2 separate regions of the Homo sapiens genome follow, and region 1 is linked to region 2. Evidence: chromatin loops called from intact Hi-C (ENCODE). Cell type or tissue: endothelial cell of umbilical vein. All regions are shown on one strand. Each heading gives the region's core, and the rest is flanking DNA. Links, peaks and the distances in the headings are about the cores only.

Region 1 (5,383 bases), core at 63-5,062, 170 kb after region 2:
TTCTACTCTCTCCCTCCCAGTCTGGAAGACTCTTATTTAAGATCTACATTCTCACTCTTGTTGTACTGCATTTCCCTCTGTTCCCTGCATACAGTCTGTGAGGCAAGTAGCTCTGAGTACAAATCACCCTGCTACAGTCCTTCCCTGGGGTTAGAAAGTAGAGCTGGTTAACTGTCTTAATAGGGAATAAGAATAACGAAAAATTTAGGCAGAAAACATAAATTTTGTGGAAGATATTAACTTATCAGACCAAGTCCAGCCTGTCTCCAAAGCAGTTCTTAATGCCTGAGATTTATTTAGAGGTCTCATATCTGTGATCCCAAAGCCCCACTCCACTCAGCATAATGGGATCTCTGTTCTGGGGTACTCCTGACACTGAGTCTAAAGGTGCAGAATTTTCTTCAGTTTGTTTCTTCTTTAGATCTGTGATGAGAACTCTTCAATGTCCACTCACTCCTTCCCATCTTCTTGAAGAAAAAAATCCTAAGGCGTCTTGTAGTAGTATAGCTCTGCCATTCTATAGAGGGAAATTAGGCCCACAGAACTGTAGGAAAAAACCTAAATGCACGAAGTTTGTCAATTATACAGTCTGGATTAGATGGATTAGAATCCATAACTTTTTTCCTGAGACAAGATCTTGCTCTGTCACCCAGGTTAGAGTACAGTGGCACGATCATAGCTCCCTGTAGCTTCCAGGTCCTGTGCTCAAAAGATCCTCCCACCTCAGGCATGTGCCACCATGCCTGGCTAAGAACCCATAACTCCTTATTTGTTTAGTGCTTGACCTCTCTAAACTATACCCTGAGTATCCATGGGCAACTTGCATGATCATTTGAGGTTTCAGATTTTTTACCTGTAAAATGTGATAATGGTAGCCACTTCACAGGACTGTTGTGAAGAGAAACAAAGTGGGTGAGTACTTGGTGCAGTCTGACAGTTTGTGTTCTACAAAAGCTAGATCTCTTGCCAGTTTTCTTTTTGCCTTTCTCTATCATAGCATTCACCACACTGCACTGACATCATTTATTTATGTCTCTTTCTCAATTCATTGCAAGCTCCTTTGCGAAAAGAATTGGTATTTATTGGATAATCTATTCCTAATATTTCATTCAGTAGAGTTGCCTAGTAAATATTCTTTAAATAAATGAAATGTTAAAGTGCTTAAAAAGAGGTGTGAACATAGCCACCGACTTTATGGGCACCAAAACAGCTTAAAAATAACCCTCCCTCAGGAAAGGAGGAATGGGGAACTATTGTTTAATAACTAGCACACAGAGTTTCTATTTGGGATGATGAAAAAGTCCTGAAAATGGATAGTGGTGATGGTTGCACAACTTTGTACTAAATACCACTAAGTTGTACACTTAAAAATAGTTAAAACGGTGAATTTTATGTTTTATATAGTTTACCACATTTTTTAAAAAGCCTCTGAGAAGTTTCATTTATAGAGAACACTTTGTAGTATTATAGGAAGAAGAATAGAGTCCACGTTTAGACCAGTTGGAGACTTGGTCTCTATCTGGAAGTTACTTTCTCTTCTCTCCTCTAACAAAAGGGAGATGGAATGTGATTCTCTCTCCATCTCTACAGCTGTGCCAGGCAGAGGCAGCAGCAAGAGCTACAGAGACATTCTTCCTGCACATGCAAACAGAGTTATTCCTGAGCACGAAATGACTGGTGACAGCCATCTCCAGGAGAATATATCAGAAAACTTTAAATACAGTCACCAACCCTATAATTCAAACCCAAACGTTTAGGACCTGCAGATACAGAGACTAAAAATATTTTGTATTCGTAAATTAGAGCACTGACCCCATAGGCACTTAGGCCTTCTCTTAAACTTGCACAGGCTGCTGGATGAGTCTCTGACAACCTCCCCAGCAACCAGCCTTTCTTCTGCCTTCATCTTCCTGCTTCAGCCTGTGTCCCAATTGTGTTAGTCTATAGCATTCACTGTCCACCACCAACAGAACAGTTAGCCAGAGGGAGGCTGGAGTTATCTATTGTTAGGTAGCATTGGGGTGGAAAGACCAATATTCGCCGTATCCAGAGTGCACATGTCAGGTAAGCAGTACCTCTTACACAACACTACCTTTGCCAGGTTTCTTGTTGTCTGGGTGTGCAGGCAGGCTATGGAGGTCCTCAGAAACACTGCCTACCTCTTCTGACAAGCCCCTTGGGCTCTAAGAGGAAGAGTTGTGACTCCTAGTTCGCTTTCTCTCCTGTCTTTCTATTTGCTGAAGGAGAAAATATGACTTAAGCAATACTGAACGTTTGTTTAAAATACAAAAATTTCTTGGTGATTAAAAAATTATAGCTAGTGTTGGCCGGGCGCAATGGCTTACGCCTGTAATCCCAACACTTTAGATGGCCGAGGTGGGCAGATCACCTGAGGTCAGGAGTTCAAGACCAGCCTGGCCAATATGGTGAAACCCTGTTTCTACCAAAAATACAAAAATTTGCCAGGTGTGGTGGCACGTGCCTGTAATCCCAGCTACTCGGAAGGCTGAGACAGGAGAACTGCTTGGACCCGGGAGGCGGAGGTTGCAGTGAGCCTCGCACCGTTGCACTCCAGCCTGGGCAACAGAGTAAGACTCCATCTCCATAAAAAAAAAAAAAAAAAAAAAAAAAAAAATATATATATATATATATATATATATAGAAAGAGAGAGAGAGAGAGAGAGAGAGAGAGAGAGAGAGAGAGAGAGAGAGGGAGAGAGAGAGAGAGAGCGCGCTAGTGTTTTATAGCCACCTAGTGGCCGAAATTGGGCTTTGCAATTGGAAATTCAATTTTCACTCAAAACATTAGCTCTAAATTAATTTTGCTATTTAAATACTTTATTTGCCATCTAAATACTTCTTTAAGAGAGATAACGTATGGAAGCTTAGATTAACTAAGGGGATGAAACATGAGGAAGCCAAATTTCAGAATGCTTCCTAAAGAGCCTCTAAACTTCTGGGTTCTCCAAATGTACACATGACTGAGTCTTGGTTCTTAAGGTATGATGATAATGATAACAATAGGTATATTAGCATAGCTAACATCATTTGAGTGCCTAGTATGTACCAGGTAATATTCTGAATGCTTTTTGGTAGTATTTATTTAATCTCTGCAACAACTCTATGATATAAATTCTCTTATGCTCAATTCTTAAAAGAGAAATCTAAGACAGAAGTGAAACACTTTGTCCCAAGACCAACAGCTATTAACTAGTAAGATCAAGATATTCTTTTTCGGCCGGGCATGGTGGCTCACGCCTGTAATCCCAGTACTTTAGGAGGCCGAGGCAGGCGGATCACGAGGTCAGGAGATCGAGACCACGGTGAAACCCCGTCTCTACTAAAAATATAAAAAATTAGCCGGGCGTGGTGGTGGGCGCCTGTAGTCCCAGCTACTCGGGAGGCTGAGGCAGGAGAATGGCGTGAACCCGGGAGGCGGAGCTTTCAGTGAGCCAAGATCGCGCCACTGCACTCCAGCCTGGGCGACAGAGCAAGACTCCTTTTCAAAAAAAAAAAAAAAAGAAAAAGATTTTTTTTTCCTGTTTGATTAACTTTTATTTTAGGTTCGGGGGTACATGTGCAAGTCTGTTACATAGGTAAACTCGGGTCACAGGGGTTTGTTGTACAGATTATTTCATCAGCCAGGTACTATGCCCGGTATCCAATAGTTATTTTTTCTGTTCCTCTCCCTCCTCCCAACCTTCACCCTCAAGTAGGCCCCAGTGTCTGTTGTTCCTTTCTTTTTGTATCCATGGGTTTGTATCATTTAGCTTATAAGTAAGAACGTGTGGTATTTGGTTTTCTGTTCCTGCATTAGTTTGCTAAAGATAATGGTCTCCAGCTCCACCCATGTTCCCGCAAAGACATGATCTTGTTCTTTTCTATAAAGCCAAGATTTAAGATCCAACAATCCAGTTCTAGAATCTTAAGCCTCTTTAGCATAGGGTAAATATGTACATCAAGTACAATTACGGCAGTGGAATCAAATAGGCTCTCCTGCAATCTCAAACTTGCTTATACTTTAACTCATATATGGTTAGGTTTCAAACACGTGGGAGAGACAGAAGAACCCTAGGAATTTAGAGATGGAACTTGATAAAGGCATTTCTCAGAAGAATTTCAGACAGCAGGAACTTGACTTCAAAGGTTGGTGTGACGTGGGCAGACACAGAGGGGGAAGCACAGCCCAAGTACGAGCGGACGGCAGGATGGGTGGAGGCAGCAATGCAATGGAGTGAGGAGAGGAAGTGTGGGTGAGTCAGCAGAAGGATGTGATGAGGCGGAGAATGGGGGCACTCGCGTGGGGACAGAGGAAAGGCAGGAAGGTCAGATTGGGCCATGTTGTTCATGTACGATCTTCATGTCAGATGAAGAAGTTAGATCTTTAGCTCAACGGTTATATGGAACTATTGAGAGTTTAAAAATGATATTTATAGCCTTTATAATTTTTCAAAGCAAGTGTGCCCACTGTGAAATATTTGGAAACCAAGGAAGACACAAAGCTAAAAGACTATCTGTAACTCTCTCTTTGTTAATATTTGGAATATATCTTTCAGTCTTCATACCACACACATAAATTTTCCCCCAAAACAATATTTACTGTATTTTATATAATAATTATAGAGTATTTTAATGTTTCGGTTTTGTCATTTATTATAGTACATGTCTATTATAAATAAATAACAAAATAGAAGCAAAAACACTAAAAGCAAAACTAAAATTATAAAAATTCTAGGCTCTTACTATTATTTTTATTGTATATGTGTATGTGTATATATGCATCCTTTTGAAAAAATATAGATCCCGTTAAAAAATAGAATAATAATTTACCTACTGTTTAAGACCCTATACTCTTCTCTTAATATATCAGGAAAATCTCGATATGTTGACATGTGCATTTTTATAGCAAAATTTAATACCTGCATCCTATACAAAATAATTTATACGATCTCATATTTTTAAATTGCCTTTATGTCTTTGTTGAAAATCAGTTAATTATGTAAGTATAGGTCTATTGCTGGGCTATTTCATTGACCTATTTGTCTATCTTGATTGAATATCATAATTTTGATCAATGTAACTTTATACCAAGATGTGAAGACAGGAAGTAAAAGTTAGATAACTTAGTTCTTCTTTTTAAAAGTTGTTTTGGCTATTCTATGCCCTTTGCATTTCCACATGAATTTTAGAGTTAGCTGTCAACATCTACAGATGAGCCTGCTGAGATTTTAATTGGGATTTCATTATATCTGTAGATCAAATAGGGAGAATTGATATTTTAGTCATGTTTATCCAAACACATGCCATTTATCTCTATTTACTTAGACTTTAATTTCTCTCATTATGTTTGCTAGTTTGCAATATACAGGCCATGTTCATTTTT
Region 2 (5,383 bases), core at 285-5,284:
TATAGAAAAACAAAAATTGGGATACAGGGACTTAAAGAGAAAAGAGAAGTCATTTTAAAACCTTCCTAAATTCAGAAATAGAACCATCTAAAAAGAGATTTAAACCATAAACAAGCTAATTAAATCCAAACTTTCAAAATATCCTTTTGTTTAATATTACTGTATTCCTGTATTCATTTCAATAACAGAAAGACCTTTTTTTTTTCTCCTCACCCTGGGAATTCTAGGAGATTTCCCTAAGTTTATTGTCAAACTGCAGAAGCATCTGGAAAGAGTAGACACAGACCGCAGTGGAGTCTTGACATTCTAATGTCATTGAGAAACATTTCTATGTGACTGCTGTCACTTTGTGGAAATGAAAATAAATATAAAGCAGTTGATTATAATAAGGTTAACAAAAGGGTGCTTGCTCCTTCTTGGTTTTAAATTTCCTCTGAAAGAAGAATGCCTTGTGTTTTGGTTTCTTACCAAATACCTATGATTGACCTCCCTTATTTTCAGAATTTACATAGCATCTGTTACTAAATTTTTCAGAAGTAAGTTTGTTTTTCCCTTTTTTTCCAACTATAAAGGCAAAAGGTAACTGGGAAAATAAGTTCAAATGTTTTAAGAAGGTGAAACCATTCCCAAATCACATAGCCAAGAGATAACCTCTTTATTTTCCAAATCTCTCTGCTTATATATATAACACATTATACGTATCTCATGATTTTGATTTCAAAAGTCCAGTTCTTTTAGATATACTGCATGCAACTTACTTTTTTTTTAACTGAACAACATATTGTGAACATTTTTTCATGCCAGTTTATGCATCTCTCGCTTGTTTTGAATGTCTGCTTAGTATTCTGGGTTTTTTTCACTATACCACAATTTAATGAACTAGTACCATATTGAGAGACTTTTAAGTAATTTCCACTCACTCATTATTATAGACAATTCTGCAATGAAAATAATTGCATAAATTATCTTTGTGACCATGTGTAGGCATTGCAGTAGCGAGGCAAGGAAATGGTTTCTCCTCTAGAGCCTCCAGAAGTAAAATTGTAAGGAAAAAGAATAGGCAAAATTAAAGTTTTCAAACCTTTTACCAAACTACCCCCACAAAGATTGTACTAATTTATACAACCACTAAAAGCAAATTTGAGGGCTCCAGTATATTTTAAGCTTCCTATGTATAGGTGCATTGTGCTAAGCCATTGCAGATGGCATGATGCCATATCATGAGTACCTACGCCATATGGAGCTACACCCTGGCCCTGCAGAGTTCACAGGGCCACGTGTGCAGCCCAACCGCTCCGGAGCACAATTCAGTCAGCTACTGCAAGGAAAGCAAACATTTCTTTGGCTTGGCTTTCAAATCAATGAAGCCCTTCTTTGCAGTGGAGCCGAAGTCTGGGGCTCTGACTCAGAGCCACTGGACCCATTTACAAGTTATGGGTGAAATAGCAAGCCTGAAATCTCAGAAAGCTGATGTTTCTAAGATGGAAGGGATGGAGAGGGTTGTGGTTTACTTAAGCCGACCATAAACTTAAGTTCTACTCCTAATTTCATTGTTGAATCATTGAACTCCTAATTTTCATTGTTGAGGAGGAACAAAAAAGAAGTGTAGCTTTATTGGCTTTCAAACTTCAAATACTTTTAAATACACACACATAGTCACCTACACACAAACATACACATATACACATATATATCCCCCAACAAACATACACATATACACACACATACTCACCCACAAACATATACATACACATACAGAGCATATAAAGTACATTTATTCATTCATTAATTCCCATTCACCCAACACTCACTAAGCTGCTATATGCCAGGCATCATACTAGATAAACAGAGAAGGAGGAACTGGTGGGGAACAAGGCTTGTGGCCAAACTGATGCTGTGAATCCATCTCTAGTGGCCACTAAGTGTGTTAATTATTCAGAACCACTTTTCTCTACAGAGTAGAAATTTTTCTTGAGAGGGTGAAGGGCGTGACTGTTGAGCAATGCCTGGGAAAAAGAATGTGGGTCCTGGAGTTTCAAGCATAATTGGGTGAAGAAGTGGGAGGGGCACTCTGTATGCAAGGAGACAAATGCACAGCAACAAGAAAGAACAAGTTAAGGAACAACTGTGGAGAAAGCAAGCAGGGAGGTTTAGGGCAGGCTAAGGAGCATCTCTAATATGGGGCCATGGTGTTTGAACCTTTGTAGGGAAAACACTGAAGGAGTTTGAGGAGGCCAGCAACATCATGTGTCATCTGTATTCCTTTGTTCTCTGAAGAATGAATGTGCAAAGCTACCAAGTGCCATTTAGCTGCTCCAGGGGCTGGCTGGTAAAGAACATGGACAATTCCTGATACAGAAAGACAGGCGTACCCTCGGGCTTTTTGGATGCATAGCTCATGTGTTTAGACCTGTTATTTTGGCATGCAGAAAGCTGACCTGCATGGTTTTGAGTCTAGGGTGGCATAATGGGATGGACAGAATGGTGAAGAAGTACTTGAGGACCATACAGTATACTGTAATGAACACTGAACTGGAAGTCAGGGGACTTGAGTTCTACATACAACTTCCCAGCAATGAGCTATATACCATGCAAACTTAAGCAAATTAATACCATGTGTCTCTGGGACTCAGTTTTCCCACCTGTGAAATAAGGGTGTGAGGTGGACCATGTTTGGCAAGGGTGGGATATGCAGTTCAACTGTGCTGATGACACCTGAAGCATTTTCACTGTGACTCTAGGCCTGGAAACCCTGGGTTTCTGGGCTGACAACGATGCTTATAACAGGCAACATTGTACAGCTCAAGTTTCTCTTCACCCACTCCTCACTAAGTGATCACATGCCTTAGTTTCTTTCTTTGCAAACAACAAGTCACTGAGCAAACCTTACTGGCTATTTGGTCCAACAGCACAAGCCAGGAGTTCAGAGCCAGGACTAATGAATACCACTGCTGAGTTGCCAGATGGGAGGCAGGGGGCACTGTCGGATGGATGGTGTTCTTGAGAACATGGTTCTTTGCTGAAGACTGAGTGGAAGAAAGCAGAAAGGGAGACCACAGAAAGAGGAGAATACAGCAAAGTATGTTTGATCACCTATGCAGAGACACAGTAAATTGAGAAGCAAATAGCTTTAAATAAGCAGCTAAGTTTCTCACAGATTATAAGAAAAACTGGGCTTCAAAAAATTACCGAGTATTCCCCAAAAATTCACGTTTATGATCAACATTAATCTTCAGATTTCAAGGACTGACCATATGAGTCATCCATTAAGCAAGGATTTCTGAAGCAGCCCTGGGCTAAGGGCTCTTCTAGCTGTAGAAATTGGAAATCAAGATTTCACAGGCAACCCAGGGTCAATGTTGAGAGTTCAGTTTGTGTATTTTGTTGGAAAATATTCGAATACCAGGCTTTCTTCCTGAGACTGGATGTGGGGCAGGGAATTTGGCAAGATTTAGAGTTAATTCAAGTTCAGACACTGGCAGGAGAGCGACTTTGACACAGGAAAACCTTTTTGACGGCTAAATATACAGACAACACTGCCTTTCTTCCCTGAAAAACTTTGATGGTTGTGCCTCATTGAAGCCTTCCAGGGAGATTTAACAGAACAATTTCTTGTGGTTCTGTCTAGCTTTTATGATTTGATGAGTTAAATAGGTCTCCCTAGATGTCATCCTCAACCAAGGAGACTAAAGGAGAGCCCAGGGTAATGCCAGGTCATGTTACAGTATAAGAATAAAAGCCACGGGAGACAACTTGGTAGAAAAATCATCATTTTTTAAACTTTGTTTTTTGCTGTTTTGATGCAAGAGAATCAGTGAATTAGAGAAATAAGCCTGGGCCAACTAAGCCTATTACTACAGGGCCTTTGGCTATTACTTGCTGACAGATTGCTTCTGACTCAAAAATTCAGAAATTGCTCACTATTAACTGCATACTTGATGCTTATGCCAATAATATTCTTTGTTCCAGAAAGTAAAATTCGGAAAACTCTGAGGGGACTTTGAAGTAAACTGTGAAGCAAGTGGCATATCAGCATCCTGGATGCTTTGTGTAATTTTCTCTGTCACCATTAACAAGAAGAATGAAGTACTGGCAACCTGCCAGAGAAATGTTCAGTGACGGTTTGAGCGCTTCGCCTTGAGTGCGTTTGAATGAAGTATTGGATGCCTCCAGAGGTATTTGGGAAGTGAGTGTAGGAAGCAGATTTGCCTGCAGCACAACTTGTCATCTCTTAACTGTGCTCCTACATGCTGGGCCTAGAGGCAGGAGCTTCCTTCCTTTCCCGATTTTACCCTTGCAGTCCTTTCCATCCTCCCACTCCTGTGACCTTTAATGTAGGTCTCTCTATTAAAATCTTCTAGAGAAATAGCATCTAGAAGACAGCCTAGGGTTTCTAGAAAGACAGTCAGTTAAAGATGATGCCACGCTTTGCAGAGGGTTAGGGAGAGTATCAGAGTAAGGAGGAAAGAGGCTGTTACCCTGACATCGACGTCCATCATGTCGTTGTGTTTTTCAACACTTTAGGGCTGAAATATGAATGCATTTTAACATCTGTATGAACACCTGTTACGGGCTGAATTGTGCCCCCCACCCTCCCCCAAGTTCATATGTTGAAGCCCTAGTCCCCAGTACTGTGGCTGTATCTGAAGATAAGGTTTTTAAAGAGGTGGTTATAAGGCCATCAGGAGGGGCCCTAATCTCATATGCCTGGAGTTCTTATGAAGAGAAAGAGACACCAGGGATGCACATGAACAAAGGAAAGGCCCTGTGTGAGGACACAGAGAGAAGATGGCCCTCTGCAAGCCAAAGGGAGAGGCCTCAGGGGAAGCCAAGCCTGCCAGCACCTTGATCTTGAACTCCTCAGCCTCCAGAACTGTAAGAAAATAAGTGTCTGCTGTTTAAGCCACCCAGACTGTGGTATTTGTTACGTTAGCCCTAGCAAGTTAATTCAGCTTTAATGCCGGCAAACTCTCCCACTTTCTGGGTAATTTTTCCTTTTAATTCAAACAATGATGACAATAAACAAACATAATAATAGTCCCATTCTGTGCAATGTGGAAATGTGGTCATACAAGATTCTTCTCTACCCTCCTACTATCTTTAAGTAAATTTTGGAGAATTCTCTTAGGAATGCTTTTATGTTCCATTAAACTACTCGGTCATCTCTGGAACCCCCAGCCAGCTTTCTTGCTCTGGACTGGTATTTTTTTTCTCCCAGTCATTCATCTTTTACCATCTCATAACTTGCTTCCTCCTTAGGTATGGACATTAGATTCTCTCATATGGGCATTGCTAATTCCTTGAAGTACCAGCTAAGACTATGCAGCAATGTTTACCAAAGGATTGTTGTAGTACTGGGCATGAAAGGAGGCAATTAAAATGC

Evidence for each region. Hi-C counts contacts between places; a loop is a spot of excess contacts. Peaks named below come from ENCODE experiments on the same cell type or tissue, not always from the same donor. Only the 100,000 strongest peaks of a DNase experiment are listed, where the experiment ranks them.
Region 1: a loop joins it to region 2, with 6 times the contacts of the local background. A loop is called at or near these places in 3 of 110 quality-filtered maps.

Annotation. Positions count from the first base shown.
Region 1 is chr5:111,529,284-111,534,666 of GRCh38, reverse strand. All of the region lies in intron 1 of STARD4-AS1 (STARD4 antisense RNA 1), which reads right to left. LOC124901042 (a long non-coding RNA gene) reads right to left here and starts at 1,358. Exons shown (of 2, transcript XR_007058899.1): 1 at 1-1,358. RefSeq lists enhancers at 4,126-4,175, 3,424-4,623. In endothelial cell of umbilical vein, for the core only: a CTCF peak has its summit at 2,793 (motif pointing left); DNase peaks (open chromatin) are centred at 2,786 and 4,206; H3K27ac peaks cover 2,092 bases.
Region 2 is chr5:111,696,151-111,701,533 of GRCh38, reverse strand. All of the region lies in intron 2 of STARD4-AS1 (STARD4 antisense RNA 1), which reads right to left. Among named protein-coding and RNA genes, the nearest start is that of NREP, 58 kb to the left of the region's middle. In endothelial cell of umbilical vein, for the core only: a CTCF peak has its summit at 2,960; DNase peaks (open chromatin) are centred at 3,023, 3,343 and 4,123; H3K27ac peaks cover 707 bases.